2 separate regions of the Homo sapiens genome follow, and region 1 is linked to region 2. Evidence: read pairs that join two places in POLR2A ChIA-PET (ENCODE). Cell type or tissue: IMR-90. All regions are shown on one strand. Each heading gives the region's core, and the rest is flanking DNA. Links, peaks and the distances in the headings are about the cores only. Region 1 holds the start of TTBK2-AS1 (TTBK2 antisense RNA 1). Region 2 overlaps TTBK2 (tau tubulin kinase 2).

Evidence for each region. Peaks named below come from ENCODE experiments on the same cell type or tissue, not always from the same donor. Only the 100,000 strongest peaks of a DNase experiment are listed, where the experiment ranks them.
Region 1: POLR2A ChIA-PET joins it to region 2 with 5 read pairs; 3 of 35 experiments call an interaction of 5 or more read pairs at or near these places.

What each region holds. Positions count from the first base shown.
Region 1 is chr15:42,734,889-42,750,931 of GRCh38, reverse strand. TTBK2 (tau tubulin kinase 2) reads left to right here. Exons shown (of 15, transcript NM_173500.4): 15 at 4,675-12,202. The coding sequence ends at 5,137. TTBK2-AS1 (TTBK2 antisense RNA 1) reads right to left here and starts at 11,814. Exons shown (of 3, transcript NR_186317.1): 1 at 11,697-11,814; 2 at 9,369-9,479; 3 at 7,730-8,930. It overlaps CDAN1 (codanin 1), which reads left to right and starts at 13,804. Exons shown (of 28, transcript NM_138477.4): 1 at 13,804-13,919; 2 at 14,152-14,630; 3 at 14,854-15,057; 4 at 15,253-15,422; 5 at 15,558-15,671; 6 at 15,754-15,832. The coding sequence starts at 13,830. RefSeq lists silencers at 13,618-13,867, 14,058-14,197, 14,288-14,577. In IMR-90, for the core only: no CTCF peak of the experiment used is centred there; no DNase peak of the experiment used is centred there.
Region 2 is chr15:42,880,906-42,896,948 of GRCh38, reverse strand. The region is part of intron 1 of TTBK2 (tau tubulin kinase 2); the gene reads left to right. Among named protein-coding and RNA genes, the nearest start is that of TTBK2, 32 kb to the left of the region's middle. RefSeq lists an enhancer at 6,596-7,468. In IMR-90, for the core only: no CTCF peak of the experiment used is centred there; a DNase peak (open chromatin) is centred at 6,208; H3K27ac peaks cover 1,072 bases.

The DNA.
Region 1 (16,043 bases), core at 4,161-8,160, 150 kb after region 2:
GAAGTACTTTAAAGTACTAAAGTACTTCCAGCCTCAATGTTTCTGATGAGAAGTGTTCTGATAATTTTTTTGAGAATCTCAAGATTCTCTGTCTTTGTCTTTTGACAGTTTAATTATAATGTGTCTCATTGTGGGTCTCTGAGTTCATCCTACTTCGAGTTTGTTGAGCTTCTGGGATGTTGTATATTCATGTCTCTTATGACTTTTGGGGAGTTTGCAGGCTTTTTTTCTTTTTTTTAAGTATTCTCTCTGCCTCTTTCTCTTTTCTCCTTCTGGAACTCCCACAATGTGCATGCAAGTCTGCTTGATGGCCCCACAGGCCCTTTATTGTCTGTTTACTTTTCTTTACTCCTTTTTTTTTCTGTACCTCAGACTCAATACTTTCCATTGTCCTGTCTTCAAGTTTGCTGATTTTTTCTTCTGCCTGCTCAAATCTGCTCTCGAATCCATCTAGTGAATTTTTTATTTTAGTGATTGTACTTTTTAGTTCCAAATTTTTTTTGGTTCTTGTTAGGTTTTCTGTCTCTTATTTATATTTCCATTTTGTTCATACATTGTTTTCTTGACTTTCTCCGTGTCTTTCTTTAGTTTTTCAAGCATCCTTAAGAGAGTTGTTTCAAAGTCTTTGTCTAGTAGCTTTGCTATCAGGTCTTTTTCAGGTACAATTTCTGTTGATACATTTTTTTCTCCTTGGAATGGACCATCCTTTCCTGTTTCTGTGTAAGTTTTTTTATTTTTTTTGTTGAAAATTGGATATTTGAATCTAATAATGTGGTAACTCTGAAAATAAGATTTTCCCCTTTCTTCGGGATTTGCTGTGGGTTGTTTTTGTTTCTTTTTATTTTTGAGACAGGATCTCACTCTGTCACCCAGGCTGGAGTGCAGTGGAATAATCATGACTTATTGCAGCCTCTAACTCCTGGGCTCAAGTGATCCTCCTGCCTCAGCCTCCTGAGTATCTGGAACTACAGGTGCATGCCAGCACACCTAGCTAATTTGTTTGTTTGTTTTTTTGATGGTTGTAGACTGTCTCTGTGCTGAGGACCAGCCTGAGATGTAAACCTAAGGTCTCAGACCTTTTCTAAGCCTGTACTTTTTCCTGACTAAGCATAGTAGCTTTCTGATTTCCCCAGTATATGTGGTTGGTTTTGAATATACAAGTCTTTAATATCTGGCTCCGAAGAAGGGAAAAAAGAAAAATGAGGGAAGAAGAAAAAAGAGGACTGGCCCTTTTAATCCCCTAGCAGTCACTTCAGCCAGAGGAGAACCAGTTTGTAACAATGGGGAAAAATGTAAGAGTTACTACCTACCTCTTTCTCTGCTCTTCTGTGATCAGAAGCAGCAATGAGTAATCAGAGCACAGATCCCCAGTAATTGGAGGACAGGGTTCTTTTTGCCCACCTGGTTCTTGTAAGCTGTGTGCACACTGCTCCAGAAATAAGTGCACAGCTGCCTGCCATGGGGCCGGGAATGGGGGATGGGTAGCTGTTAACTGTGCTAAGATCTGAAATAGACTAAAATTAACTGTAATTGACAGTCCAAGCCTTCTCCTGGAAGTTGCAAGCCTTTGGTAGACTCCAGATTTCCAAGATAATTACATCAGACAGATTCTGCCAGTGCAGTTGCCTAGGTGGGGAGACAGATTCCTAGTGCTTCCTACTCTACTGTCTTCCCAGAATCTTCTCTGATCCAGGTTAATTTTTGGCTCTCCCACTTTCTAGCAGTAAGAACCTCCATTTCCTCATCTACGGAGTGGGCAAAATATTTGCTTAATAGTTTTGGGAGAATGAAACAAAGCCACAATCATCTAGGAGTTGGTACATTGCTTAGCATGTAATAAAGATTATGTCTGTCTCCAGTTGCATTTTGATGATCAGCAATTTTCTAGCTTTGTTCAGTCAGAATCCCATTATGTCCCATAATGCCATTATGATGTCAAATGCTAGTGAAGAATACGTTGTCCATGATTTGATAAATGGACCCTGGTAACAGTGCTGTTTATCTTGATTATAATGAATTAAACCAAAAAAATCCTATAGATTTCCCTAGGTCTGATGGTATATACAACCATACATAGTAAAGATACTGCTTTAGTATATACTGCATGCTATACTTTTTATTTAAATATTATCTTGATATATTTGACCACAGAATGTTTATATTTTGAGGAAGAGGGGAAAATATTGGGAGGTGGTAAACCAGTGAAGAGTGCTTTCCAGGGCCAAATGTGGTGGCTCACACCTGTAATCCCAGCACTTTGGGAGGCTGAGGCAGGCAGATTGCTTGAGCTCAGGAGTTTGAGACCAGCCTGGGCAACATGGTGAAACCTCATCTCTACAAGAATTAGCCAGGCACGGGTGCTACACAGCTGTATTCCCAGCTACTTGGGAGGCTGAGGTGGGAGGATCCTTCTATGAGTTGTTGTCTGTCTTCATGTCAAAACATTCTATTGGGTTAGTTTTTTTTTTTTCTTTTGAGACGGAATCTTGCTCTGTCACCCAGGCAGGAGTGCAGTGGTGCGATCCCGGCTCACTGCAACCTCTGCCTCTCAAGTTCAAGCGATTCTCCTGTCTCAGTGTCCCGAATAGCTGGGATTACAGGCACCTGCCACCACACCCAGCTAATTTTTTGTATTTTAGTAGAGATGGGGTTTCGCCATGTTGGCCAGGCTGATCTCGAACTCCTGACCTCAAGCTATCCACCCACCTCAACCCCCCAAAGTGCTGGGATTACAGGTGTGAGCCACCGTGCCCTGGGTTATTTTCTGTAACTAACCCCCTTCTCTGCAAATTATATTGAAGATATTTTATCCTAGTCTGAATTTTAACTTGGGTTGTAGTGCCTTTGGTTTGATAGAAAAGTTTAGTGTTCATGGAACTGAACATTTTTTATTAATTGTGTTTTATATCATGCATAGGAAGGTCCTTCAACCCTAATATTTTTTAAAAGGTAGTAATTTCCAGTACCCTTATAGTTTTGTGCTTTGTGTATAAATTTACTATCGATCTAAAGTGTATCATTATATATGATGTGAAGTTTTTTTCCAAGTAGTTAGTGATATTGCAATACTCATTTCCCATAGAAACATGGGGATCTTTTTGGATTCAATGCTCTGTTCCATTCATTTGTCTGTTCCTTTGCTGTACACTTTCCATTACCATAGTTTTATTATTAGAGGGGCCCTAGGGTCCTTCTCACTACGTAATTTGGCATTGCCACTAAAATATATTGTAGACTGCTTTATAGCAGGCCCTCCCCACCCCAGGGCTGCACGGCAGGAGGCATTACCGCCTGAGCTCCGCCTCCTATCAGATCAGCAGTGGCATCAGATTCCCATAGGAGCGTGAACCCTGTTGTGAACTGCACATGGGAGAGATCTAGGTTGTACGCTCCTTATGAGAATCTAATTAATGCCTGATGATCTGGGGTGGAACACTTTCATCCTGAAACCATCCTTGCCCCTCCTCCCCCCATCGTGGAAAAATTGTCTTCCACGAAACTGCTCCTTGGTGCTAAAAAGGTTGGGGACCACTGCTTTGTAGTTTATAAAAACACTTTTATATGTTCCATTTTCTTTGATTCTTAGGCCAAACCAGAAAGACATTTAGGACAAAGAAGACATTTGCTATTCATATGAATACTCTAAGAATTCTGAGGCCCAAGGGCCGGGGCACTACGGTTCATGCTTGTAATCCCAGCACTTTGGGAGGCTGAGACAGGAGGATTGCTAGAGCTCAGGAGTTTGACACCAGCCTGGGCAATGTGGCAAAACCGTCTCTACACAAAATATAAAAATTAGCCAGGCATGCACTACAGGTGCACACCTGTCATCCCAGCTACTCAGGAGGCTGAGGTGGGAGGATTGCATGAGCCCAGGAGGTCGAGACTGCAGTGAGCTGTGATCATCCCACTGCACTTCAGCCTGAGTGACAGAGCAAGACCCTGTTTAAAAAAAAAAAAAAAAAAAATCTGAGGCCCAAGCTCAGTTGCCAGTATGGAGTGGGCAGTCAGTTCCAGCCTCCACCCTCCTTAATCCCAGACTATTGACAGGAATAGAAACTGAGGTCCACAGAAACCAATGACTACTCTTTTCTCTTGTAAATTATTAAATGAGTTGAATGTACATTTATCTGTAGTTCCTCCTGTTGCTGAGTGTAGTTCATGTTGAAGACTTAGGGGTGACAGATCCTTGGCAGAAAAAAGAAAATTAAAAAAAAAAACACTTACATTGTGGGATTTCGTGTTTGTAGGATTCCTGTCCTAACATCCTTACACAGTATGGTTTACTCTCTGTCTTATGTGCTAACATGCTAGAGACAATTTAACATGCTAGTTAAATTCATCTGAAAATTAGCAGAATAAACATGGCATAGGAGGAAGGGAACGAATACCATTTAAGGGCTTCTTCATGGCAGATGTTCATCTACGTACTTGGGTCACTGCCCTTGGTCTGTTCAGTGACCCTGTGAGATAGACAGTATTCCCATTGAAAGCAGGGAGAGATTGAAGAATTTGTCCAGGGTCATACAACTAGTATATGACAGAGTAACCCTGTATCCTGTTAGTCTATTTTCTGATTTCTACACATTCACATTATGATTTTGGGACATTGTGACTTTTTAGGCACACTTGAAATGAATTAAAATTAAAATATATTTTCTCTGTTCTTTTAAGGCTACGCAGATATAAAGTCCTAGGGAGTAGTAACTCCGACTCAGACCTTTTCTCCCGCCTGGCCCAAATTCTTCAAAATGGATCTCAGAAACCCCGGAGCACTACTCAGTGCAAGAGTCCAGGATCTCCTCACAATCCAAAAACACCACCCAAGAGTCCAGTTGTCCCTCGCAGGAGTCCCAGTGCCTCTCCTCGAAGCTCATCCTTGCCTCGCACGTCTAGTTCCTCACCATCTAGGGCTGGACGGCCCCACCATGACCAGAGGAGTTCGTCCCCACATCTGGGGAGAAGCAAGTCACCTCCCAGCCACTCAGGATCTTCCTCCTCCAGGAGGTCCTGCCAACAGGAGCATTGCAAACCCAGCAAGAATGGCCTGAAAGGATCCGGCAGCCTCCACCACCACTCAGCCAGCACTAAAACCCCCCAAGGGAAGAGTAAGCCAGCCAGTAAACTCAGCAGATAGGAGCCAGGCTGCATCTCTTTGAAAGGTGTGAGATCTTCCTCCTAAACCTGATGCATGTGTGTCCCTGTACTTTCTATGTAAAAAAATCAGTGTTGATCTTCTCTTGCAAAAGAAAGTAACATGATCAATTATTTATAAGAAGACATAATACATGATAAGGAATTACCTAAGGCAGGCAGCAAGTAGATTAGGAATCAATGTCTTTGTACAAGAAGGAAAAATAGAGCAAAAATCCAAGGGGGAGAAACTCATTAAAATGAGCTCTCATTTTTTAAGCTGCCTTTGAAACAAAAGAGTTGAGGATAGGAGATAGAATGGAATTTTAGGGGGGTTGCCTAATTTTTTTAAGCCTCAATTCAAAGATTATATAGCAAAAGTGAAACTTCTTGTTTGATATTTTCATTCAAAACTTTCCCACCCTGAAGAGTCATTGATCAGATATTAGATTATATAAGAAGTCTGTTGCCAGGGAGCCAGTATTCATGTATATTTGGCTTGTGTGTTTATTTCGTGTATTGAGAATGAACACCTTTACTTTGCCTCATTCCTAGTACCCTCCCTGGAGTTCAGATTTTTTTTTAAAATTTTGTATGTCTCGTCTGATTCAATCTCTCTGCTTTTATTTTATGGTCCTAGTTGTACTATCAAATCCAATTACTTTTTTTTAGGTCCCCCTGATTTTTTTTTTTTAGAGCAAGAGTTCTTAACATATTACATTTTTATTATGAAAAATAAGAAAGTTAGGTAAAGGAAAGAAAAGTCTAACTAGAGCTATTTTGCAGGCTTTAGTGTTTAGGGAGAGAAAGAAAGTGTGGGTTAATAGCCTTCAAGATAGAAGATGCCCTTTCATCTCTGTTAAGTGTCCTCCTTTAGAAACTTGAGTAGAAGGAAAACTGACCAGAGTAGACTGCTTCCTTAAGTCTTCTGGGTTCCAACTGTTTGTAATATCAGCATCCAAGATGATACGAGGGAAGCACAATGCTTTGGACTGTGATTTGAGATTTAGAAATAAATTAGATATATTATTGAGGCTTAGAATCCTCAAACTTTGTATTTTATACATTTAGCCAATAAGGAATTAATATCTGGGGAAATAAATTTAGGCAAATATTTCTTTTTTAATGTTTTATTACCTGCTTCTCCTGTGTTTTAGTTCAACATTTGGGCTTCTTGGCCTGATTTTCATACAATCTCAATTTACGAAGCTGTAAAGAGGAAGATATTTGTTCTAATCTCACTCTTCTAATAGGAATCAGGCAAATGAAAGTCTACCAGACTTTTAAAATGGGCTGTTTTTATACTCTCTAGGTGTTTTGTGTTGTAAAGACCTTATTAAGGTCAGGTAAATTGGTCTGCTTGCTGTTGAAATTTGCCTTCTAGCAAACATATGTGCTTTCTGTTTGACCTTGTGTTTGCTGCCAAACCTAATACAGTTGAATTGGGAAACAAAAAAAAAAGAAAGGAATACATTTCCTCCCCAAGTGAACATCTTCTAATGCTGCATCAAAGCTGCCCTGAAGCTGCACTGAACTTCTCTTGTTCTCTTTATCTGTGTTGAGCTTTTTAAAAAAACAAACTCAAAACACTATTGAGGCATATAACGTCTCTTATAAGAAATGTAGCATAGTGTGGAATCTTAATTTCTCTCCAGTTTCAAACACTCCAGAGGAATGCAATAGATAAGACATACTTGCTGTTTATCTAAAGCAACTGTAATATTGGAAGATCAGTCCTTCTGTATTATATTGTATAATAGTTGCTATAACACTACTTGCATGTCTTCATGGTAAATTATATAAATATTTATAAATATATAGAGAGACATATCCTTATATAGAGTCATTCTTTGTCATTCTCCATTTGTAATTTCGAGATCACAGATGGCGAAATTCCTTTTCTATTGTGTGCCTCATGTACACTTGGGCCTTGCCTATCTTCATTTTCTGAAACTATGTTCTTGGCATGTGACACCTCAGAGTCTTCTTGCCTTCCCTGTGTACAATGCAAGGGTGGGCAGTATTTAACAAGCCAAGATAGGTTATTTAATTTTCATTTCAAAAAGATTTTAATAGGGAAAAAATTACAGGGACATGCTTGTAATACTGGTTCAGAGATTTGTCATGTTAATCACATAGTTCTCTCCTTATAGTTAGAGTGGATAAACTGGGATGATGATGAGTCTGACAGATTTTTAAAACATTTCTTAAAAATTGCCATTCTACTTTCCTCTTTTCATCTCACTTTTTTTGCAGGGGGTCGGGGGAATAATGAAGAAATTGTCATATTTCTGTTGCATTAGCTAAATTGTGCTAAAAGTAGCTAGCTTTAAATCCTGACCCCTTTAGTCGGAAATATGCTAGTAGTAATCATTGGAAAAGCTGATGAAGCTACAACTGTGGTACGTGTGTGTGATTTTATTTCTTATTGGCATTTCTCTGCTGGCAGTTGGAACTGACAGTGATGGGAATGTGGCAACTGAATGTTTTCTCTCTTTCTTGGTTCCTTCCATTTTTATCTCAACTTTTCTAGTGTGTTGTCCCCTTTTCTAAATGGCATTGACAAACTCATCAAGATCCAGAGATAAACAGTCCATCGTTTAAGAATATTTTATTTTGCATGTAGAGGAAAGAATTAACCAAAGACGTTTCTGCTCTGATACTTTCTAAAGAAAACAGACTAATTATATATAAGTGGTATCAATAGGTCTGCTTATAAGTATTGTCCTATGTAGAGATTTACTTTTTGGTTTTTACAAGCATAGTTTGCGCTTTTAGATGTCTCTCAGGTGAAAAATAGAAGTTGGCAGCCCTGAGCAAGCACCTGTGACACAGGGATTTTTATTTTAGTTTTAAAGTATGATACAGAGAATGAGGTTTTTGGTTTGATTTGGTTTGGTTGTGTTTTTTAGTTCTTTATTTTTTATTTGGGGGTTCTCTTAGTGATGGCATATTTCAGGTTTCAGTGACATAGATCAAGTAATTTTAAACCAATTTGGTTATTCTATCTAAGATGAGGGACATGGCTATTAAGGTCAAGCCAAACTATACTAAAAGTAGTATAGGGCAGCAGTTAAAATTATCTTTTGAAAATCAAGTATTACCTGGTTTCTTCTGTCACAACAGAATAGCTGGTTACCTAGTCAGTCACAGTTGCCCTTGCCTTCCCTTGTTAGTCCCTGGAGGTACTTGAGTGGAACAGAAGGTAGAATTAGCAACAGCTCAATCACTTTAGGTAGCATTTCTCCTGAATTCTGCTGCCAAATCCTCAGGGTCTATGGATTGGTTGAAATAGTAAAATCACACATAGTGATTTCTTGCACAGCGTAGAGGCGTTTAATTTTAGTGTATAGTGAACAAAGAAGGAAAACTGGGTCATATAAAATTTAACCTTAAAACACAGATTATAAATATCTTTGAATGTTAAGCCCTAGGCAGACAGACACTCTCATTCTTAACTCTGGTATGCAAGCTGGCCTTGCTGACAGTGGCATAGTTACATTAACTGTTTTTTAAGTTGCATGTTGTGATGTGAATGTTTTTTGTAAAAGTTGCCAAGTTAATCGAGTCCTAAATAAGTAGCCAAATGGTAACTGAGACCCACTGTAGACATTACTCGCTTTATATTATTTGCTTTCAAATACTAAAACCTCAGCTGCTAATTCAGCGCTCTAGGTGTACAGTGTCTCCTTCCCTTGGCTCCTAGCAATGTAGGGAACTTGAGGTTCTTCAGTATCTTCAGAGATTCCTTCCAGGCCACATATTTTTATGCTAATACTTCTATAGTTGCATTCAATCTACAAGGAGAAAGTGTACATTGGTGCATGTTTTATAAACCCAGACACAGATAGCTAAAACCATAATTAGTTTTTCTATACCCAGAGCTTTGAATTAAAAACAGATGCTTTTTTTTTCCCCAAGAGCAGACAGTTCTACATTCCTAACATTAGGAATTGGTGATACGAGAAGCAGGATCCAGAATTCAGAATGATTTAGTGAGACTCGGTGAAAAAAATGCATTTTCCCCTGGCTGTTTGAAAATTTACTTATTTGCAGATAAGTCTAGATTTAGTCTTGGAGATCAAAGTCTTTTATATTTTAAAAACTTATTCTTTATATTGATCAAACATGGCATATGTTAGAGAACCACTTCTTCTGTCATGTTTATGTATTTTGGAATTAAGTTGTTTGCATTCACTTTCAAAATCTGCCCATTTCTGTTTATGTGCACTTACCACAGATGTGTCGGGACTTTGCCTCAGGGGAGAGGTACTTTAGCACCTGTGTCACTGAGGAGATGGAGTGGTTGACAAGTACTGTTGCGCTGTGTAACTTGGGGTTTGGCCCTGTGGACAATATATTAGCAGAATGATACCACACAAAAGTATTACAGGATTAAGGCATGTAACTTCTATGGTAGTCCTTATGTATCAGCGTATACCCAAGTTCAGAAACCACAGGTGCATTTTTAGACCTTTACTTAGAGAACTAAAGGCAGTTCCAACCATCAGCCCATATGGCGGGATTAATGCATGAAAACCCTCAGAGGGTGTTGGGACATCCTACTTCCCTGTCCTCACCCAGTGGAACTCTGGTGTGTGCCTTGAGGATAAGGAAGTAGAGTGGAAACTCATCCTATCATTGAGTATTCTCAATATTTTGGCCTTCCCTCTGGAATTATGAGAAATTTAACAAAGTCTCAGGAACCTTTAGAATCCATTGTCCAACACTGCTAGAAAAACTGTAGGAGGTACATGGAGAATTCCTATAGTTCTTAGGTAAGTGCAAGACATGGCACAGGGATCCCTATCCACATAAAGGGGAATCTGGATGCTGCACACCTCAATTCTGAGAAATCCCTGACTGAACTTGGAATTATGACAGTAAAGTTTTCGTCCTTTAGTTTTCTAGAGCAGCTCACAGAAATTTTAAAAAGTAAAACAAGGCCAGGCGCAGTGGCTCATGCCTGTAATCCCAGCTCTTTGGGAGGCTGAGGCGGGCAGATCACGAGGTGAGGAGATCGAGACCATCCTGGCTAACAGGGTGAAACCCCGTCTCTACTGAAAATACAAAAAATTAGCTGGGCATGGTGGCGGGCGCCTGTAGTCCCAGATGCTCAGGAGGCTGAGGCAGGAGAATCGCTTGAACCTGGGAGGCAGAAGATTACAGTAAGCCAAGATCGCCCCACTGCACTCCAGCCTGGGCGACAGAGTGAGACTCCGTCTCAAAAAAAAAAAAAAAAAAAAGTAAAACAAAAATAAAGTCTATGCCCATTAAGACGTCTTCTAATTCAGTTGTGATTGTCTGCTCCTACTTAAAAAAATATTTAAGCTTGATGTTTAATTATTCCCTTTCAGCAAATTTGGATCAGAAAATTAAAGTATGTGACAAGATCAGGTCACCTTGAATTTCCACACAATCTCAAGACACTGAATAGCAAAAAAGTAACATTACACAGTAATGATTAGGATATTTCCTTAGACTTTGCTGGATCTTTGGTCTTAAGGTAACATGTAAAAGTAGTGAAGCCTTTCCTTTCATGGCCCTGTGCAATGTAACGGTTTTCTGCCTCCTCTTCAGCTGGAAGCGTTAGTGGTAGTATGGGCACAGAATATATGTACACTGGCGATGCTGACCATGCCTCCCAGGTACCCTGGCTCTGGGTTCCTTGACCTAGGGAACAAGATTGGATGAGGCAGATCTTTGAGCCCATGTGACTATAGAATTTGCTGATGATATAATTTTACAATAACAATGGATAGGAATTTTACCTCTCTTTTTATTAGTTTAATATTATTTAATATTATGTACATAAGTGTTCACTCGCCTAATTAAAAACATTGAGTAAACCAAGTTTTTATATAGACTACCCTTGCCATATGATGCTCTTTTTCTCTAATAATATGCAGTTTAAATCCTGAGGAATCAATGCCCAGCATTTCACCACATCTGAACTCTGTGTGGGCATTCTTCACTCGCCTACAAGGGGTAAACAAGGCTACCAGAACTTGAATTTGACTTATAGGGAGCTACCCAGGAAGGGGAAAGCCCTTGGGACTTTTTCCAAAACAATCTTCTATTTGAACTGTTCATCAGCCAAAGTAGTCCACTGAGGTGACAAAGCTTTCAGAAATACAAAGATGGGAAGATAAAGGTAACACTGGCCCACTTGGGGCTTTGACATTGGATTGGGTGGACTGAATAAACACAGCCTAGGTGGCCTGGGCTTGAGCCTCACTTACTTCTCCTTGATACATAGTTCCTGGTCTACCTTCTGACCCTTTTTCTAAAATAGCCAGTGTCTATTTCACTAGGCCATTTACTTACAAGTTCCCAGCTTTTAGGGAAAAAAGAGGGAGGGGGGAGCATCTAGTTTTGAATTAGATATACATCTTAGAAGTAATGAGCTATTGGCAGCTGTTAAATCAGATTCAGCCACAAACCAGAATTCTTTCTTGTTGAACAAGACCAATGAGTTAGATGACTTTAATAATTCCACTTTTCTCTCCCTCTCTTCTCCTCTTCCTGAAATCAGAGAGATGAGAAACTACTCTTTGAAATACCTCCAGAGGCGTTTTATTGTGTTCCTTTCCCCTCCAAGCAGCTCCCTTTATACAATTTTGCTCAGGCAACCAAGGACAGAGTATCGGCAGAAACATGGAGTGCTTTTGTATAGGCCACCTGTACATAAAAGTGTAATTATTTATTTAATTTTCCCATTTGTATCATATTAAAGCTTTGTACAGTGTTTTAAGTTCTGTTTTAAAATTATTTTGTATTTTATTTTTATAACCTAGTAATAAAATATTCATTCCGCATGCAAAATCTAGTTCTGTTTGTGTGATGGTCTGGATTTCAAAAGTGGAAAATATTTTTCTAATTTAATAAAGTTATTGAATACACCAGATGTTACAAGATCAACGGGGAGCAGATAGTGTTACTGTAAATGCAGTACCACATCTAGAAGTTCCCTAGAAAAAGCAGCCCAGGACTGAATAGAAGCTAGGTGTTAAGTGTCCCTGCAGTTAGGAGATGTTTTCCTGTAATAAAATTAAAATATTAAAAGCTCCTTTTTAGTCCATTATTCTGTCTGGCTGGAGGTACTTTTTCCTTCTCCATAGGAAATACCCCTTCTGCCACTAGAGAGATTCCTGCACCCCCACCCTCATCCTTCCGCCCGTAACCTTCCTTTGAACCAGAGCAACTCTCAGGAGGCATTCACAAGGGCACTGCCTCACCCCTCCTGGTTTGGTTTGACATGGAATGTTCGTGCCATCTGTTTTTCTCCGCTTGGATTCCCTTGCTTGATTTGTCACTGAGCAGCAACCTTCAAAATCCTCTCTCAGGTTTTTTTGTTTTGTTTTGTTTTTGAGATGGAGTCTCGCTCTGTCACCCAGGCTGGAGTGCAGTGGCGTGATCTTGGATCACTGCAACCTCCGCCTCCCAGGTTCAAGCGATTCTCCTGCCTCAGCCTCCCCAGTAGCTAGGACTACAGGCGCGTGCCACCACGCCCAGTTAATTTTTGTATTTTTATTAGAGACACGGTTTCACCATGTTGGCCAGGATGGTCTCCATCTCTCGACCTCGTGATCCGCCCACCTCTGCCTCCCACTGCATTCCAGCCCCGGGGGTGACAGAGCGAGACTCCATCTCAAAATAAAATTAAATAAAGGAGATTAAGAAATTACTCAGGCCGGGCGTGGTGGCCCACGCCTATAATCCCAGCACTTTGGATCTGCTGCCCTCTCCCGGCCAAAACATTAGCTGGGCTATAGCCCTAGGGAGGCTGAGTCGGGAGGATTGCTTGAGCCCAGGAGGCCAAGGCTGCAGTGAGCCGTGCTCACGCCACTGCACTCCAGCCTGGGCAACAGAGCAAGACCCTGTCTCAAAAAAAACAAAACAAAAACAAAAAACACCAAACCCAAAAATACAAACCTCAAGCTCCCAGAAGCTAATCATGATATGCTTACTGACATCTAAACTGCAAAGTAGTTGAAATATTAACCTCATGTAAACCCACTTAAGTAAATAAAGCTACATACAAGCAATTCTGTGTGCAGGGTGGCCCGAGGCACTTTAAGGGTTGTGGCTTGGGGATTATTAAGAACCTCCTAGAAATAATTCTTTCCTAAATGGTCAGTTGATGGTGAGCGCTGAAAAGCCGATGGGTACTGCTCGGCCAAGGGATTGAAAAATCGGCCTTTGAGAAGAACAAAGTCAAAATGAAAGATTAGATTATAATTTCTCTGGGGTGGTGCCAGTTGGATCTAGGAAACTTAAACTCGTGAAAGAATGTGCTTAGAGCAGAAGATAGAAGCTGGTGGCTGTCTCTGCTCCCCTCTACCTCTCTCCCGGGTCCTGGGTCTCCCTAGAGGGGCGTCCGACCCGCGGCAGCCCCACTCCCAGCTCGAATCCCTCCCTTCAGGTCGCTCCAGGGCGGGCAGCCAAGGTGGGCCTCCCCAGGCGCTGTGATCCACATTTCACCTCCTAACAACCGGCCTCTCGGCCGGGGTTGAGGACTCAGCGAGGCCTTGACTCCGTGGGTCTGGGCAACAGCCGGCTCCGCCCCGCCCCGCCAGCCGGGTCCCTCCCCATCCCGCGACCCAACGGTCGTTCCCCGCCGCCGGCCCCGCCCCTCCCTGGCCGCCCGCGGCGCGCCGGCGCCTGCGCAGTCGCCCCAGAGCGCCCCGACCGGGATGGCGGCCGTTTTGGAGTCGCTGCTGCGAGAAGAGGTGTCGGTCGCAGCCGTCGTGCGGTGGATCGCGCGCAGCACCCAGGGTTCGGAGGTAACAGCGGTGACACGCCCCCAGGTCTGACTCGAAGCCGGTTCCCGCAGTGGAGTCCAGCCCTCCAGTCCCCTTCCTCTAGGGCGCCTGGCTGCCAGCCGGGCCGAGTGCACTCCAACTGGGCGCCGCTGCCCGGGCCGCCCACCCGAGGCGCGCCCTACGGCCCCGGCTGCTCACGGCCCGCGGGCCGGCGGCTGACCCTCTCGCCCCTCCACCTGTGCTTCTGCCCTAGGATAACGCTGGGGAGGCGGCCGCGCTGAGCTCACTCCGGGCCCTGCGGAAAGAATTCGTACCGTTCCTGTTGAACTTCCTGAGGGAGCAGAGCAGCCGCGTCCTCCCGCAGGGGCCCCCGACCCCCGCCAAGACCCCGGGCGCCTCGGCAGCCTTGCCAGGGAGGCCGGGAGGCCCGCCGCGGGGTAGCCGCGGGGCGCGCAGCCAGCTTTTCCCTCCGACCGAGGCCCAGAGCACCGCTGCCGAGGCCCCTCTGGCCCGCCGCGGGGGCAGGAGGCGGGGCCCGGGGCCGGCCCGCGAGCGTGGAGGCCGCGGCCTGGAGGAGGGGGTCAGCGGGGAGAGCCTGCCCGGAGCCGGGGGCCGGAGGCTTAGGGGCTCTGGCAGCCCCAGCCGCCCCAGCCTCACGCTGTCTGATCCGCCAAACCTCAGCAACCTGGAGGAGTTCCCTCCCGTAGGCTCGGTTCCCCCCGGCCCTACAGGGTGAGACTCAGCTCTCATGCAGGAGATGGGTACCACGAAGGCTCTGGGGAGTCAGTCATTCGAGCTCGGCGCTCCGCAGTGGAGCGCCAGGATGGGTAGAAGGCTGGGGGTGATGGTGAGGGTTTTTGTGGGGTTTTTTGGCAAGAGGTCTAGCTGTTGCGGTGGTGGAGGGGAGATGTTTGAAGATAGGAATTTGAGAAAAACCTGTGGCTACTCTCAGCAGGACGAAGCCTTCTCGCAGGATCAACCCAACTCCGGTGAGCGAAGAGCGGTCACTCTCCAAGCCCAAGACCTGCTTCACCTCACCCCCAATCAGCTGTGTCCCCAGTTCCCAACCCTCAGCCCTGGACACTAGCCCTTGGGGCCTTGGCCTTCCCCCAGGGTGCAGAAGTCTGCAAGAGGAGCGAGAGATGCTCAGGAAGGAGCGGTATGGCCTGGCCGCTCCTGGGGATATCGGTTTCCTCGCTGTGGGGGATCTTCAGGGGTTTTCCCTGAAATTGATTTCCCTCTTGGGGACTCTGGGTTTGTCTCCTGGGCTGTTGGTATCTTCTCTGGAGTGACCTGAGTGTGGCCGTAGCAGGGAAGCCAAGCTGACTGCTCATGAAATTTCTTTATTCCATAGCTCTAAGCAGCTGCAGCAGTCACCTACCCCCACCTGTCCCACCCCAGAATTGGGGTCGCCCCTCCCCAGCCGGACAGGAAGCCTCACAGATGAACCTGCAGACCCTGCCAGAGTGTCTTCCCGCCAGCGCCTGGAGCTTGTAGCCCTTGTTTACTCCTCGTGCATTGCTGGTGAGTGAGAGCGGAGGGAGCGGGAGTGGAGACACTTGTAGAACTTATGGGTAAGAGAATTGGTAAGGCACTTGGAACTGAGCCTTGGCTCCAAATGGTGCCCATACCATGGGCTTTCTTTTTGTATCTATCTAGAGAACCTGGTACCAAACCTCTTCTTGGAGCTTTTCTTCGTCTTTCAGCTCCTCACTGCCCGGAGGATGGTGACTGCCAAGGACAGCGACCCTGAACTAAGTCCAGCTGTCCTAGGTCAGTGAGCAAGCCTCCTTTTGAGACATGGGGTCTAGAAACGGGACCGTTCTTAACTGACAGCTTGGTACTGTCCTTCTAGATTCCCTGGAAAGTCCACTGTTCCAAAGCATCCACGATTGTGTCTTCTTTGCAGTGCAGGTTTTGGAGTGTCACTTTCAGTGAGTTTCCCTGGCTGAGGCATTTGGGCCTCATTCTCATCATCTGCTTAGCTCTCTGGCTGCTTGGGATATATGCTGGTGCTTAACACAGGGGCAGTGGTCCTGGACCTTCTCCTACCTATAATCTTTCTTTAATTTTGTGTTAAGGCTATGAATGTAGTCCCTGAAAGAATTGAGATCGGGCCAGGTGTGGTGGCTCACGCCTGCATTC
Region 2 (16,043 bases), core at 3,989-7,988:
TGAGATCGTGCCACTGTACTCCAGCCTGGGCGACAAGAGCAAGAATGTCTCAAAAAAAAAAAAATCTAAAACTGAAAAATTAAAAAAATTTTAATAATAGTAAACCTATTACATGTTAAATCTTTTAGTTTTATTTATTTATTTTATTTTTTTGGAGACAGGGTCTCACTCTATTGCCCATGCTGGAGTGCAGTGGTGTGATCATGGCTCACTGCAGCCATTGACTTCCTGGCGTCTAAGTGATCCTCTTGCCTTAGCCTCCCAGTAGCTGGGACTACAGGCACGTACCACCATGCCTGGCTAATTGTTTTTATTTTAATCTTTTGTAGAAATGGGGTCTTGCTATGTTGCTTAGGCTGTTCTTAAACTCCTGGCCTCCAGCGATAGTCCTTCCTCAGCCTCCCAAAGTGCTGGGATTACAGGTGTGAGCCACCATGCCTGCCCTAAAAGTTGTATATTTACATTTAGGTCTGTGATACATTATGAGTTACATTTTGTGTAGAGTGTGAGATTTAGACAGGGGTTCTGTTTTTTACATATGGAAATACAATTGTTTCAACATAATTTGTTGAGAAGACTATCTTTTCTGTATTATTATTATTACTATTATTATTATTGTTTTGAGACAGAGTTTTGCTCTGTCACCAGGCTGGAGTGTAATGGCACGATCTCAGCTCACTGCAACCTCTGCCTCCCGGGTTCAAGCAATTCTCCTGCCTCAGCCTCCCGAGTAGCTGGGATTACAGGCATGTGCCACCATACCCAGCTAATTTTGTATTTTTAGTAGAGACAGGGTTTCTCCATGTTGGTCAGGGTGGTCTCGAACTCCTCACCTCAGGTTATCCACTTGAGGCCTCGGCCTCCCAAAGTGTTGGGATTACAGATGTGAGCCACCACACCCGGCCTGTCTTTTCTGTGTTGAATTGCCTTTGCATCTTTGTCAAATATCATTTGGCCCAGAATAGGCAAATCCATACAGACAGAAAGATTTAGTGATTTCCAGGGGCTGAGAGAAGAAGGGAATGGGGAGTGACTGCTAATGGGTATGGGGTTTTGTTTTGGGATGGTGAAAATGTTCTGGGATTAGATAGTGGTAATGGAATCTTTTTGATGGCCAGGTGTGGTGGCTCACACCTGTAATCCCAGCACTTTCGGAGGCTGAGGTGGGCAGATCACAAGGTCAGGAGATCGAGGCCATCCTGTCTAACACGGTGAAACCCCGTCTCTACTAAAAATACAAAAAATTAGCTGGGCGTGGTGGCAGGCGCCTGTAATCCCAGCTACTTGGGAGGCTGAGGCAGGAGAATGGCGTGAACCCGGGAGGCGGAACTTGCAGTGAGCTGAGATCCTGCCACTGCACTCCAGTCTGGGTGACAGAGCGAGACTCCATCTCAAAAAAAAAAAAAAAATCTTTTTGATGTATACATTCTATTTTTTTTCTTTCTAACTTTTATTTTAGGTCCAAGGGGTACATGTGTAGATTTGTTCCATGGGTAAATATGTGTCTTAGTGGTTTGGTGTACAGATTATTTTGTCACCCAGGTAATACACATAGTATCCAATAGGTAGTTTGTTGATCCTGACCCACTTCCTACCCTGTACCCTCAATGGACTGTTTTTCTGTTTCATGTGTTTATATTTCTGTCCTTTTGCAGATAGCTCACTGATCTGATTACTGTAGCTTTATACAGTAAGACTTAAAATCATGTAGTGTGTTTCCTCCAACTTTATTTTTTAATAAAGATTTTGGGTAATTTTTGCTTATCCACATAGATTTTAGAGTCAGCTTATTTATATGAAACATTCTGCTTAGATTTCAATTGGAATTGTGTTAAAACTGACAGTTTGTGTGAACTTTGTTTTTTTAGATGCCTTTTATTAGGTTTAGAAAATTCTCTTCTATTCCTAGTTTGCTGAGAGTTTTATACCATGAATGAATATTGAATTTTGTCAAATGCTTCTCCTGTATCAAATGATAGGTCATGTGGTTTTCATTTTTAGACTATTAATCTGCTGTACTGCATGAATTGATTTTTGAATATTGAGTCAGCCTTGCATCCCCAGGATAAACCATACCGGATTGTGGTGTATTATTCGTTTTATGTATTGCTGGATTCAGTTTGCTACTACTTTATGAGGAATTTTCATGTTTGTGTTTATAAGGGATATGGGTCTCTTATTTTTTGTTTTCTTTTTGAGACAGGTCTCACTCTGCTGCCCAGCCTGGAGTGCAGTGATGGTATCTTGGCTTACTGCAACCTTGACTTTCCTGGGCTCAGGTGATCTTCCCACTTTAGCCTCCTGAGTAGCTGAGGCTACAGGTGTGCATCACCATGTCCAGCTAATTTTTAGTATTTTTTGTAGAGATAGGGTTTCACCATGTTGCCTAGGCTGGTCTCAAACTCCTGGGCTCAAGAAATCCACCCGCCTTCGCCTCCCACAGTACTAAGATTACAAACATGAGCCACAATGCCCATCCTTTGACTAGTTTTAATATCAAGTTAATGCTGGACTCATAAAATGAGATGGGAAGTGTTTTTTCCTCTTCTTTTTTGGAGAGATTGTATAAAATTTGTTTCATTTTTTCTTTAAATGTTTAGTAGAATTTGCCATTGGAAAAAAAATCTAGGCCTGTATTAGTCCATTCTCACACTGCTAATAAAGACTTACCTGAGACTGGGTAATTTGTAAAGAAAAAGAGGTTTAATGGACTCATAGTTCCATATGACTGGGGAAGCCTCACAATCATAGTGAAAGGCAAAGGAGGAACAAAGGCACATCTTACATGGCAGCAGGCAAGAGAGCGTGTGCAGGGGAACTGCCTTTTATAAAACCATCAGATCTCATGAGACTCACTCACCATCATGAGAACAGCATCATGGCAGTAACTGCCCTCATGATTCAGTTACCTCCCACTAGATCCCTCCCATGACATGTGGGGGATTATGGGAACTACAAGATGAGATTTGGGTAGGGACACAGCCAAACCATATCATGCCCATATTTTTTTAGTAGGACTATTAAGGAGGTCCCTTTCACCTTGGGTGAATTGTGGTAGTTTGTAGTTTTTGATGGTTGTCTGTGTTCACTTTCTGTGTATAATGTTGTTCATTATGTTTCCTAATTATATATTTATGTCTGTGGAGTCTATAGTGATAACCCCTGTTTCATTCCTAATATTGATTATTTGTGAGTTCTTTTTTCCCAGATTTCCTAAAAGGTTATAAATTGTATTGATCTTTATAAAGAGCTGGCTTTTGGTCTCATTGATTTTTTTTTTTCTATGACGTTTCTGGTTTTAATTTCATTGTTATTATTTTGTCTTTTGTTTCCTCTGCTTGTTTTGGGTTTAGTTTGTTTGTCTTTTCCCCCTAGGTGGAAGCTTATAGTTTTAATTTGAAACTTCCGTGCTTATTTTCAATTTAAAAATTATTTTAATATTATATATATATTTTAAGAGACAGCATCTCTGTCACCTAGGCTGGAGTGCAATGGAGTGATCATACCTCATTGGAGCCTCAACCTTCTGTGCTTAAATTATCCTCCCGCCTCAGCCTCTTGAGTAGCTAGGACTACAGGCACCCACCACATGCAGTTAAGTTTTTTAAAAAAATTTTTGTAGTAACAGGGTCTTGATAGGTTGCCCAGGCTGGTCTTGAACTCCTGGCCTCAAGTCCTCCTGCCTTGGCCTCCCAAAGTGTTGGGATTATAGGCCTAAGTCACTGCACCTGGCCTCATTTTTCATATAAGCTTTCAGTGCTATAGTTTTTCCTCTAACCATTGCTTTAGCTGCATATCATATGTTTTATTTTCCTTTTTGTTCAATTCAAATATTTTCTAATTTGCCTGGGGACTTTGTCTTTAACCATGGCTTATTTGGAACAGGCATTGGCAAACATTTTGGTTTTTTTTCTTTCTTTCTTTTTTTTTTTTTTTTTGAGACAGAGTCTTGCTCTGTCACCCAGGCTGGAATGCAGTGGCATGATCTTGGCTGACTGCATACTCCGCCTCCCGGGTTCCAGAGATTTCTCCTGCCTCAGCCTCCCAGGTAGCTGGGATTGCAGGCACACACCACCACACCTGGCTAATTTTTGTATTTTTAGTAGAGACAGGGTTTTACCATGTTGACCAGGCTGGTCTTGAACTCCTGACCTCAGGTGATCCGCCTGCCTCAGCTTCCCAAAGTGCTGAAATTACAGGCGTGAGCCACCGTGCCCGGCTTTTTTTTTTTTTTTTTTTTTTTTGAGACAGGGTCTTGCTCTGTCATCCAGGCTAGAGTGCAGTCTTACAATCACAGCTCACTGCAGCCTCAACTTCCTGGCTCAAGAGATCCTCCCACCTCAGCCTTCTGAGTAGCTGGGACCACAGATGAGTGCCACACACCTGGCTAATTTTTATATTTTTTGTGGAGACAGTGTCTTGCCATGTTGCTTAGGTTGGTCTTGAACCCCTGAGCTCAATCAATCCACCTGCCTCGGCCTCCCAAAATGCTGGGACTACAGGTGTGAGCCCCCGTGCCCAGCCAAACATTTTATTAAAGGTCCAAATAATAAATATGTTAGGCCTAAGTGTAATACCGTCTGTGTTGCAGTTATTTAACTCTGCTCTAGTAGTATAAAATCAGCCATACACAACATATAAATGAATGAGCATGGCTTAGTTCCAATAAAGTGTTATTTATATAAAAATCAGGCACCTTGCCCTGTTGTTATAGTTTAATTTCCAAGTGTTTGTATTCTTGTTATCTTGCCGTTATTGATTTCTAGCTTAATAACATTAAGCTAGAATATACTAGCTTGTTATCAGAGAGCATAGTATGTATGATTTCCGTTCTTTTAAATTTGCAAAATTTGTTTTGTGACCTGGGATATTATATAGTCTTTTGGTGTACGTTCCTTGTGAGTTTGAATGTGTATTCCACTTTTGTTGGGTGGAGTGTTCTGTAAATGTCAGTTCCAGTTGTTTGATGGTTGTTTTTGATTAAGTTCACTGACATCATCTGGGTGTCCTATAATTCGCTTTAATTCTGTCACTAATTGCGTCAAGTTAATGCAGACCTCACAGGTTACAGGGCTCAGTCCCACAAAGCTGCCTTCACTTCAGACTGGAGCCACAAGCCACTCAAATTTTCCCTGGTTGAGTATAAGTTTGGGCCTTCCCACAATCCCCTTGGGTTTAATAATTTGCTTAGAATGACTCACAGAGTTCATGAAAGTGCTATACTTAAAATTACCTTTTTATTATAAAGGATACAAATGAACAATCAGATGAAGAGGACTATATGATAAGTTTGTAAGGCTCCCAAGCACGGGAGCTTCTCTACTTGTGGAGCCAGGGTACACCACCCTCTTGGTACATCAGTATGTTCACCAACCAGGAAGCTCCCTGAGCCTTGTAGTTCAGAGTTTGTTTTTTTTTTTCTTTTTTATCCAGCTGAATTTAAGATTTACAGAGTTTTTAATATACAGAGTTCAGGGCTGGGCACAGTGGCTCATGCCTGTAATCCCAGCACTTTAGGAGACTGAGGTGGGAGGATCGATTGAGTCTAGGAGTTCAAGACCAGCTTGGGCAACATACCCAGACTCTGTCTCTACAAAAAAGTAAAATGAGCTGGGTGTGGTGGCACATGCATGTAGTCTAGCTACTTGGGAAGCTGAGATGGGAGTACTGCTTGAGCCCAGGAGTTTGAGGCTGCAATGAGCTATGTTTGCACCACTGCACTCCAGCCGGGGCGACAGTGAGACCCCATCTCTTAAAAAAAAAAAAAAAAAAAAAAGTCGGGCATGGTGGCTCACGCCTGTAATCCCAGCACTTTGGGAGGCCGAGGTGGGTGGATCACCTGAGGTCAGGAGTTCAAGACCAGCCTGGCCAAACATGGTAAAACCCCCCGTCTCTACCAGAAATACAAAAAAATTAGCCGGGCGTGGTGGTGCACACCTGTAATCCCAGCTACTCACAAGGCTGAGGCAGGAGAATCGCTTGAACCCTGGAGGCAGAGGTTGCAGTGAGCCAAGATTGCGCCAGTGCACTCCATCCTGGGCAAAAGGAGTGAGACTCCATCTCAAAAAACAAACAAAAAGAGCTTATTACGTAGGCATGGTTGATTAAATCATTGGCCATGTGATTGAACTCAATCACTAGTAACTCTTTTCCTGGAAGTTGGGAGGTGGAGATGAAGGTTCTAGTCATGTAGTCATATGCTTTCAGGTGACAGCCCCCATCCTGAAGCTTGGAGTCACTTCATTAGCATAACAAAGGCATTCATATCACTTAGGAAATTCCAAGCACTGCCAGGAATTTGGAAATGAATACCAATCCTCTGACACAAAAATGTAAGATAGGAAAAAATAAACTGTTCTTACTACTATACTGAATACTTCTGGCAAATGACAGAGAAGTGCAATTTGCTAGAATGGCTCTCAGAACTCAGGAAAACACTTCATTTATGCTTACTGGTTTATTATCTAATAAGGATATAAATGAGGATACAGGTGAAGAGATACATAGGGCAAAGTCTGGAAGGATCCTCAGAGCAGGAGTTTCTTTCCTCATGAAGTTAGGATACACTACCCTCACAACATATGGATATGCTTATTGTCTCATGTCCATATGAAGAGGCCACCAAACAGGTTTGTGTGAGCAACAAGGCTGTTTATTTCACCTGGGTGCAGGTAGGCTGAGTCCGAAAAGAGAGTCAGCAAGGGTTGTGGGATTATCATTAGTTCTTACAGGTTTTGGGATAGGTGGTGGAGTTAGGAGCAATGTTTTGCAGGCAGGGGGTGGATCTCACAAAGTACATTCTCAAGGGTGGGGAGAATTACAAAGAACCTTCTTAAGGGTGGGGGAGAAACAAATCACAATGGTGGAATGTCATCATCTAAGGCAATTTTCACTTCTTTTGTGGATCTTCAGTTGCTTCAGGCCATCTGGATATATACGTGCAGGTCACAGGAGATATGGTGGCATAGCTTGGGCTCAGAGGCCTGACATTCCTGTCTTCTTATATTAATAAGAAAAATACAACAAAATAGTGAAGTGTTGGAGTGGCGAAAAATTTTGGGGGTGGTATGGAGAGATAATGGGCAATGTTTCTCAGGGCTGCTTTAAGTGGGATTGGGGTGGCGTGGGAACCTAGAGTGGGAGAGATTAAGTTGAAGGAAGATATTGGGGTAAGGAGTGATATTGTGGGGTTGTTAGAAGGAGCATTTGTCGTGTAGAATGATTGGTGATGGCTTGGATGCGGTTTTGTATCAATTGAGAAACTAAACGGAAGATACAAGGTCTGAATAAAAGAAGGAGAAAAATAGATATTAAAGGACTAAGAATTGGGAGGACCCAAGACATCCACTTAGAGACTGCCCAAGGGGGTTTAGCGTAATTACTTGCTTGGTTGGCGAGTTTTTGGGAAAAGACCATTAGTCCGTTTTACCTTTCCTGAAGATTGAGGACGGTAAGGGGTATGAAGATTCCACTGAATACCAAGAGCCTGAGAAACTGCTTGGGTGATTTGACTAATAAAGGCCGGTTTGTTATTGGACTGTATAGAGGTGGGAAGGCCAAACTGAGGAATTATGTCCAACAGAAGGGAAGAAATGACCACGGTGGCCTTCTCAGATCCTGTGGGAAAGGCCTCTATCCATCCAGTTAAAGTATCTACCCAGACCAAGAGGTATTTTAGTTTCCTGACTCAAGACATGTGAGTAAGGTCAATTTGCCAGTCCTGGGCAGGGGCAAATCCCTGAGCTTGATGTGTAGGGAAGGGAGGGGGCCTGAATAATTCCTGAGGAGTAGTAGAATAGCAGATGGAACACTGAGAAGTGATTTCCTTGAGGATAGATTTCCATGATGGAAAGGAAATGAGAGGTTCTAAGAGGTGGGCTAGTGGCTTATAACCTACATGGAAGAGATTATGAAATGAAGACAGAATAGAATGGGCCTGTGAGGCTGGAAAGAGATATTGTCCTTGGTCCAAGGACCATTTGTCTTGTGTGAGAAGAGATTGATAGGTGGAAACTTCAGTAGGAGAGTAAATAGGAGTGACCAATGAGAAGGAGAAAAACTGGCCATGAGGGACAGAAGTTGGAATGCTAGCTGCTTCTTTAGCTACCTTATCAGCATAAGTGTTGCCCTGAGCGATGGGATCTGATGCCTTTTGATGGCCGTTGCAGTGAATGACTCCAGCTTCCTTTGGAAGTAAAGAGGCCTTGAGAAGAGTTTCTATTAAAGAGACATCAATGATGGAGGACCCTTGTGTAGTGAGGAAACTTTTCAGCCCATAACAGCATGGTGGTGCAGGATATGGGGTCAGTATAAATATTGATGCATAGTCCCTTTGCAAGAGTGAGGGCCCGAGTTAAGGCAATGAGTTCGGCTTGCTGAGAGGTAGTGGAGGGGGCAGAGCAGTAGCCTCAATGATAGATATGGAAGCTACTATAGCATAGCCTGCCTTTGCTTGTGAGTGGCGATTAGGCTTGGTTGGACTGCCATCGATAAACCAAGTGTGTTCTGGGTGAGGAACAGGAAAGAAGGAAATATGGGGAAATGGAGTGAATGTCAGGTGTATCAGAGAGATACAGTCACGGGGGTCAGGTGTGGTATCAGGAATAATGTGGGAGGATGGATTGAAGTCCGGGCCAGGAATAATGGTAATTGTGGGAGACTCAACGAAGTGTGAGTATAGCTGAAGGAGCTGGGGAGCAGAAAGTATATGTGTCAGGTGGGAGGAAGAAAATAGATTTTGGAAGTTATGAGAACTGTAGAGAGTGAGCTGAGCATAGTTTGTGATTTTGAGGGCCTCTAAAAGTATTAAAGCAGTGGTGGTCACTGCACGCAGAGATGAGGGGTAGGCTAAAACAGTAAGGTCAAGTTGTTTGGACAGAAAGGCTACAGGGTGCAGTCCCGGCTCTTGTGTAAGAATTCTGACCGCACTAACCATGCCTAGGAAGGAAAGGAGTTGTTATTTCATAGAAGGGATTGGGGTTTGGGAGATTAGCTGGACACGATCAGCGGGAGAGCACGTGTGTTTTCATGAGAATTATGCCGAGGTAGGTAACAGATGAGGAAGAAATTTGGGCTTGACTGAAGTAATGGAGGCTGTCTGTGAAGCTTTGCGGCAGTACAGCCCAGGTAATTTGCTGAGCCTGATGGGTGTCAGGGTCAGTCTAAGTGAAAGTGAAGAGAGACTGTGATGAAGGGTGCAAAGGAATAGTGAAAAAAAAGCATGTTTGAGATCTAGAACAGAATAATGGGTTGTGGAGGGAGGTATTTAGGATAGGAGAGTGTATGGGTTTGGCACCACAGGGTGGATAGGCAAAACAATTTGGTTGATAAGGCGCAGATCCTGGACTAACCTGTAAGACTGGTCCAGTTTTTGGACAGGTAAAATGGGGGAATTATAAAGAGAGTTTATAGGCTTTAAAAGGCCATGCTGTAACAGGCAAGTGATAACAGGCTTTAATCCTTTTAAAGTGTGCTGTGGGATGGGATATTGGCGTTGAGCGGGGTAAGGGTGATTAGGTTTTAATGGGATGGCAAGGGGTGCATCATTTATTGCCAAGGAGGGAGTAGAGGTATCCTATACTTGTGGATTAAGGTGGGGAGATACAAGGAGAGGATGTGAAGGAGTCTTTGAACTGGGGAAAAAGGCAGCAATGAGGTGTGGCTATAGCCCGGGAATAGTCAGGGAAGCAGATAATTTAGTTAAAATGTCTTGACCTAATAAGGGAGCTGGGCAGGTGGGGATGACCAAAAAGGAGTGCATTAAAGAATGTTTTCCAAGTTGGCCCCAGTGTTGGGGAGTATAAAGAGGTTTAGAAGGCTGGCTGTCAATACCCACAACACTTATGAAGGCAAGGGAAACAGGCCCTTGAAAAGAAGGTAATGTGGAGTGGGTAGCGTCCGTATTGATTAAGAAGGGGACGGACTTACCCTCCATTGTAAGAGTTACCCAAAGCATCTGAGGCTTCCAAGGAGATTGGGCAGTGTGTCTTCAGCTGCTAAGCCAAGAAGATCTGGGAAGGAGTAAGTCAGAGCCTTGGGCCAGTTGGACAGTCCAATTTCCAGTGGCGTCCCTCACAGATGGGACACGACTTAAGAGGAATCCCAGGCTGTGGGCATTCCTTGGCCTAGTGGCCAGATTTCCGGCACTTGAAGCAAGATCCTGGGGGAGGAAGTCCTGAAGGAACGCCTGACCGCTGTGGCTTAGGCGTTTTGAAGTTTTTGTGTGCTGGAGATATGGCTGGGGTTTTCTCTCACAGCAGAGTCAAGTAGTTGCAACTCTTCTCTATTACTGTACACCTTGAAGGTGAGGTTAATTAGGTCCTGTTGTGGGGTTTGAGGGCCGGAATCTAATTTTTGGAGTTTTTCTAATGTCGGGAGCGGATTGGGTAATAAAATGCATATTAAGAATAAGGCAGCCTCTGGCCCGCCTGGGTCTAGGGCGGTAAAGCGTCTAAGAGTTGCTGCCAAACGGGCCATGAACTGGCCTGGGTTTTTGTATTTGATGAAAAAGAGCCTAAATGCTAACTGATTTGGGAGAGGTCAGATAAAGAAAAAAGGAGCATTAACCTTGAGTATGCCTTTAGCTCCAGCCACCTCTTTAAGAGGAAATTGTTGGGCAGGTGGGAGAGGGCTAGTCGCAGAACAAAACCATAAGCCAGACTGGGTGTGGGGAGGGGAGGTGATAGAAGGGTTATAGGGTGGGAGAGCAGAAGCTGAAGAAGAATTGGGACCTGGCTTGGCCTGGCGAGGAGCAGCCTGGGGAGAAGGGGAGAGGTCAGATGAGTCCGTAGAAAAGAAGGATTCAGAGGACTCAGAGCTTGGGGTGGAGACTGAAGGAACAGATAGGACAGAAAGAAGAAAGATTTGGAATGAGTCTCATTGGGAACAAATACTAGGGAGGGACCAATGTGTAAAAGATTGCCTGGACGTCAGGCACCTCAGACCATTTGCCCATTTTTTGACAAACATTATCTAGATCTTGCAGGATAGACAAATCAAAAGTGCCATTCTCTGGCCACTTGGAACTACTGTCGAGTTTGTATTGGGGCCAAGCGGTATTGCAGAAGGAAATAAAACGCTTAGATTTTAGGTCAGGCGAGAGTTGAAGAGGTTTTAAGTTCTTGAGAACACAGGCTAAGGGAGAAGAAGGAGGAATGGAGGGTGGAAGGTTGCCCATAGTGAAAGAGGCAAGTTTAAAGAGAAGGGTAGAGACATGGAGAGAAGGGGTGGGGAGTGCTTGCCCCCCAGGAAAGTGGAGAAGGGGTAGAGACACCAAAAGAAGAGGTCGGGGGGTACTTGCCCCCCAGAAAGGCGGTGCTTGCTGCTAAGGGTGAAGGACCAAGGCAGGTGACCCTGCATGGTCAGACACCTCTGAAACGTGGGTGAATAATCAGGCAGGCGTCCCTGCAATGATTAAACACCAAGGGAATGCTGCCTTCCTGAGTCCGTGACTGGTGCCGGAGTTTTGGGTCCACGGATAAAATGTGTCTCCTTTGTCTCTACCAGAAATGAAAGGAATTGAAATTAAGAGAAGGAGAGATTGAAGGGTGACGCCAAGATTGAAAGGAGAAAGAGGTTGAGGGGTAGTGAGAGAGGTTGGAGAGTAAAAAGGGCTGCTTACCCGATTTAAAATCGGTGAGATGTTCCTTGGGCTGGTTGGTCTGAGGACCTGAGGTGATAGGTAGATCTCTTCACGGAGTGAGGGTGAGGACAGGGGACTGGTCTCCCGAAGGAGTCCTGCTGACCCAGGTCTTTGGCACCAAATGTCTCACGTGTCTGTGTGAAGAGACCACCAAACAGCCTTTGTGTGAGCAACAAGGCTGTTTATTTCACCTAGGTGCAGGTGGGCTGAGCCCGAAAAGAGAGTCAGCAAGGGTGGTGGGATTATCATTAGTTCTTATAGGTTTTGGGATAGGTGGTGGAGTTAGGAGCAATGTTTTGTGGGCGGGGGATAGATCTCACAAAGTACATTCTCAAGGGTGGGAAGAATTACAAAGAATGTTCTTAAGCGTGGGGGAGATTACAAAGAACCTTATTAAGGGTGGGGGGAAACAAATCACAATGGTGGAATGTCATCAGCTAAGGCTATTTTCACTTCTTTTGTGGATCTTCAGTTGCTTCAGGCCATCTGGATGTATACGTGCAGGTCACAGGGGATATGATGGCTTAGCTTGGGCTCAGAGGCCTGACACTTATTAGTTTCCAAAACTTGTGCTTTTGTGTTTTTAATGGAGACTTCATTAAGGCCTGATTGATTAAACCATTAGCCATTGGAAATCTACTCAACCTTCAGCATCTCTCTCCTCCCCAGAGCTTGTGAGTGGGGCCGAAAGTTCCAGCCCTCTAATCACAGGGTTGGTTCCCCTGGCAACCAGCCGTCTATCTTTAAAGGTTTCCTAAAGTCACCTCATTAACAAAATCCCAGATGTGGTTGAAAGGGGCTTGTTATGAATAACAAAATTCACTCCTATCATCTTTTATCTATCTGGAGCTATTTCAGGAACCGAGTATAAAAACCAAATATTATACCAAAAGATGCTCCTAGCACCCCAGTCACTTCAGAAATTACAAGGGCTTTATGAGCGCTGAACAAGAACCAGGGACAAAGACCAAATATTTATATTTCTTATTATTAATATAAGCCACAATATCACAACCAAATATATTTTACAATTATACCCCAATGGTACTGTTTTAGCTTCTGTATTCTTGACAATTTTCTGTCTAGTTATTTATTTGGGAAAAGAGTGAAGTCTTCAGTTATAGCTATGGATTTGTCTACTCCAGTTATAACCACGGATTTGTCTGTTTCTCCTTTCAGTTCATTGATTTTTATTTCATGTGTTTTGATGGTCTTTTTAAGGTGCATACATGTTTATAATTTCTTTGTAAATTGGCTCTTCCATGGTTCTGTATCTCTTTTTATCTCCAGTGATTTTCTTTGCCCTGAAGTCAACACTGTCAGATATTATAATAGATACTCCAGCTTTTCTTTTGTTAATATTTGCATGGTATACTTTTTTCCCGTTTCTTTTAACCTACATAATAATAGTATTATTTTTGTTATTATTTTCAGTGGTATTTAAGTATATTCACTTTAACCTACATATTATTTTTGAAGTGAGTTTCTTATAGAATCATATTTATCCTGCTAATCTCTGTCTTTTCAGTGGTGTGTTTATGCCATTTATACTTAAGGTAATTACAGGTAAGTTTGGATTCAGGTCAACCATTCTATTATTTGTTTTATGTTTGTCCCTTTATTTTTGTTCTTCTGTTTCTTTCTGTCTACTTTTGGATTATCTTAACATGTTTTGGTATTCCACTTTATTTTTATTTTTTTTGCTTTTCCTGATATCTCTTTGTGTAGTTTTTAAAGCGGTTGCTATAGGGCTTACGATATATCTACTTTTTACCATCTACTTAGAGTTATTACATTAAATATTAAATGTTATATAAATATTACATAATATGAATATTACATTACCTAAAATAACGCAGAAACCTAACCGCAATCTTGAGTCCCTTTACATGAGTCCCTTTACCATTCTACTTTTTTTTTTTTTTTTTTTGAGGTGGAGTTTCGCTCTTGTCACCCAGGCTGTAGTGCAATGGCACAATTTCGGCTCACCGCAACCTCCACCTTCTGGGTTCAATTCTCCTGCCTCAGCCTCCCGAGTAGCTGGGATTACAGGCATGTGTCACCACACCTGGCTAATTTTGTATTTTTAGAAGAGACGGGGTTTCTCCATGTTGGTCAGGCTGGTCTCGAACTCCCGACCTCAGGTGATCCACCTGCCTCAGCCTCCCAAAGTGTTGGGATTACAGGTGTGAGCCACCGCGCCCAGCCCTCTACCTTTTTTTTGGAGTAGTGTTATATCTGTTTACATTGGAAATCCCTTCAGCCAGTTTTTAATTTTTGCCTTTAACTTGCAAGCATATTTTTGAGAACTCAAGAGGAGAAAATCAGGCTCTTATACTTCCCTGGATTTCTATTGCTCTTCCTCCATTGCTGTTATTCCAGATTTTTCTGTATTATAATTACCCTTTTCTCAGAAGAACTTTCCTTGACAATTCTTTAAGAGCAGGTCTGCTGACAACACATAGTCTTAATTTTCCTTTATCTGAGAATGTCCTTATCTCTGAAGGATATTTTCTCTGCATATAGAATTGTGGGTTGACAGTTCTTTACTTTTAGTACTTTAAATATGTGTTTCTATTTCTTGCTGGCCTTTATGATTTCTGATGAGAAATCCGCAGTCAGTCAAATCATTGTTACCCTATAAGTAATATATTATTTTTATCTAGTTATCATTATTATTGTTATTATTATTTTGAGATGAAGTCTCACTGTGTTGTCCAGGCTGGAGTGCAATGGCGCAATCTTGGCTCACTGCAACCTCCAACTCCTGGGTCCAAGTGATTCTTCTGCCTCAGACTCCTGAGTATCTGGGATTACAGACATGCACCACCACACCTGGCTAATATATATATATATATATTTTGTATTTTAAGTAGAGATGAGGTTTCACCATGCTAGCCAGGCTGGTCTCAAACTCCTGACCTCAGGTGATCTGCCTGCCTTGGCCTTACGAAGTGCTGGGATTATAGGTGTGAGCCACCGTGCCTGGCTGTTTTCTAGTTATTTTTAAGTATATATTTTTTTCTGTTTAATTTTCAGCAGTTTGGTTATGATATGTTTAAGAGTTGTTTTTGTGTGTGTGTGTGTGTTGTGCTTATTGTATTCAGTCAGCTTCCTCAATCTGTTGTTTTTTTCCTTCACAAAATTTGTGAAGTTTTAGCTATTTTTTATTTTTTTCTGTCCTAAACTGTTACCTCTTCTTTTTCAACTCTAATGGCACAAATATTAGAATTTTTGGTATTGTCCCACTAGTCCCTGGGGTCTATATTCATTTATAAAAATATTTTATCTTCACATTGTGTAATTGCTATAGATTTATCTTCCAGTTTACTGACTCTTTACTCTGACACTGCCATTTTTCTATTGACCCCATCCAGTGAAATTTTAAAATTTCATTTACTGTATTTTTCACTTCTAAATTTTTTATTTTTTTTTTTGAGACAGAGTCTCGTTCTGTTGCCTAGGCTAGAGTGCAATGGTGCGATCTTGGCTCATTGCAACCTCCACCTCCTGGGTTCAAGCGATTCTCCTGCCTCAGCTTCCCGAGTAGCTGGGATTACAGGCACCTACTACCACGCCCGCTAATTTTTGTATTTTTAGTAGAGATGGGGTTTCACCATGTTGGCCAGGCTGGTCTCGAACTCCTGACCTTGTGATCTGCCTGCCTCAGCCTCCCAAAGTGCTATGATTACAGGCATGAGCCACCGCGCCTGGCCTAAAATTTTAATTTCTTTCTTTATGTCTCATTTCTTTACTGAGACTTTATATCTTTCTATTCATTTCTAGGGTGTTCACCTTTATTTTTTGGAATATTTTTCCTGATAAGTCCTAAATCTGTGTCATCTTGGCATTTGCATCTATTGATTGTGCTTTCGTATGTAAATTGAGATATTCTTGGTTCTTTGTGTGCTTGGTAATTTTGGATTGTATGCTCAACATTAAAAGGTTTTTTTTTTTTTTTGAAATTTGAGTCTTATTTAAATTCTGTGGAAAATGTTGATTTTTTTTTTTTTTTTTTTTTTTTTGAGACGGAAGCTTGCTCTGTCATCCAGGCTGGAGTGCAGTGGCACAATCTTGGCTCACTGCAAGCTCCGCCTCCCGGGTTCACGCCATTCTCCTGCCTCAGCCTCCTGAGTAGCTGGGACTATAGGCACCTGCCACCACGCCTTGCCTAATTTTTGTATTTTTAGTAGAGACAGGGTCTTGCCATAATGCCCAGGCTGGTCTCGAACTCCTGACCTCAAGAGATCTGCCTGTCTTGGCCTCCCAAAGTGCTGGGATTACAGGTATGAGCCACCATGCCCAGCTGAAGTAATTGTTTTCTGTGTGACTATGGCACAAACTCAGTATGCAATGGATGCAATGGTTTATTTTATTTTTTTTTTAATTTTTTTAGTTCCAT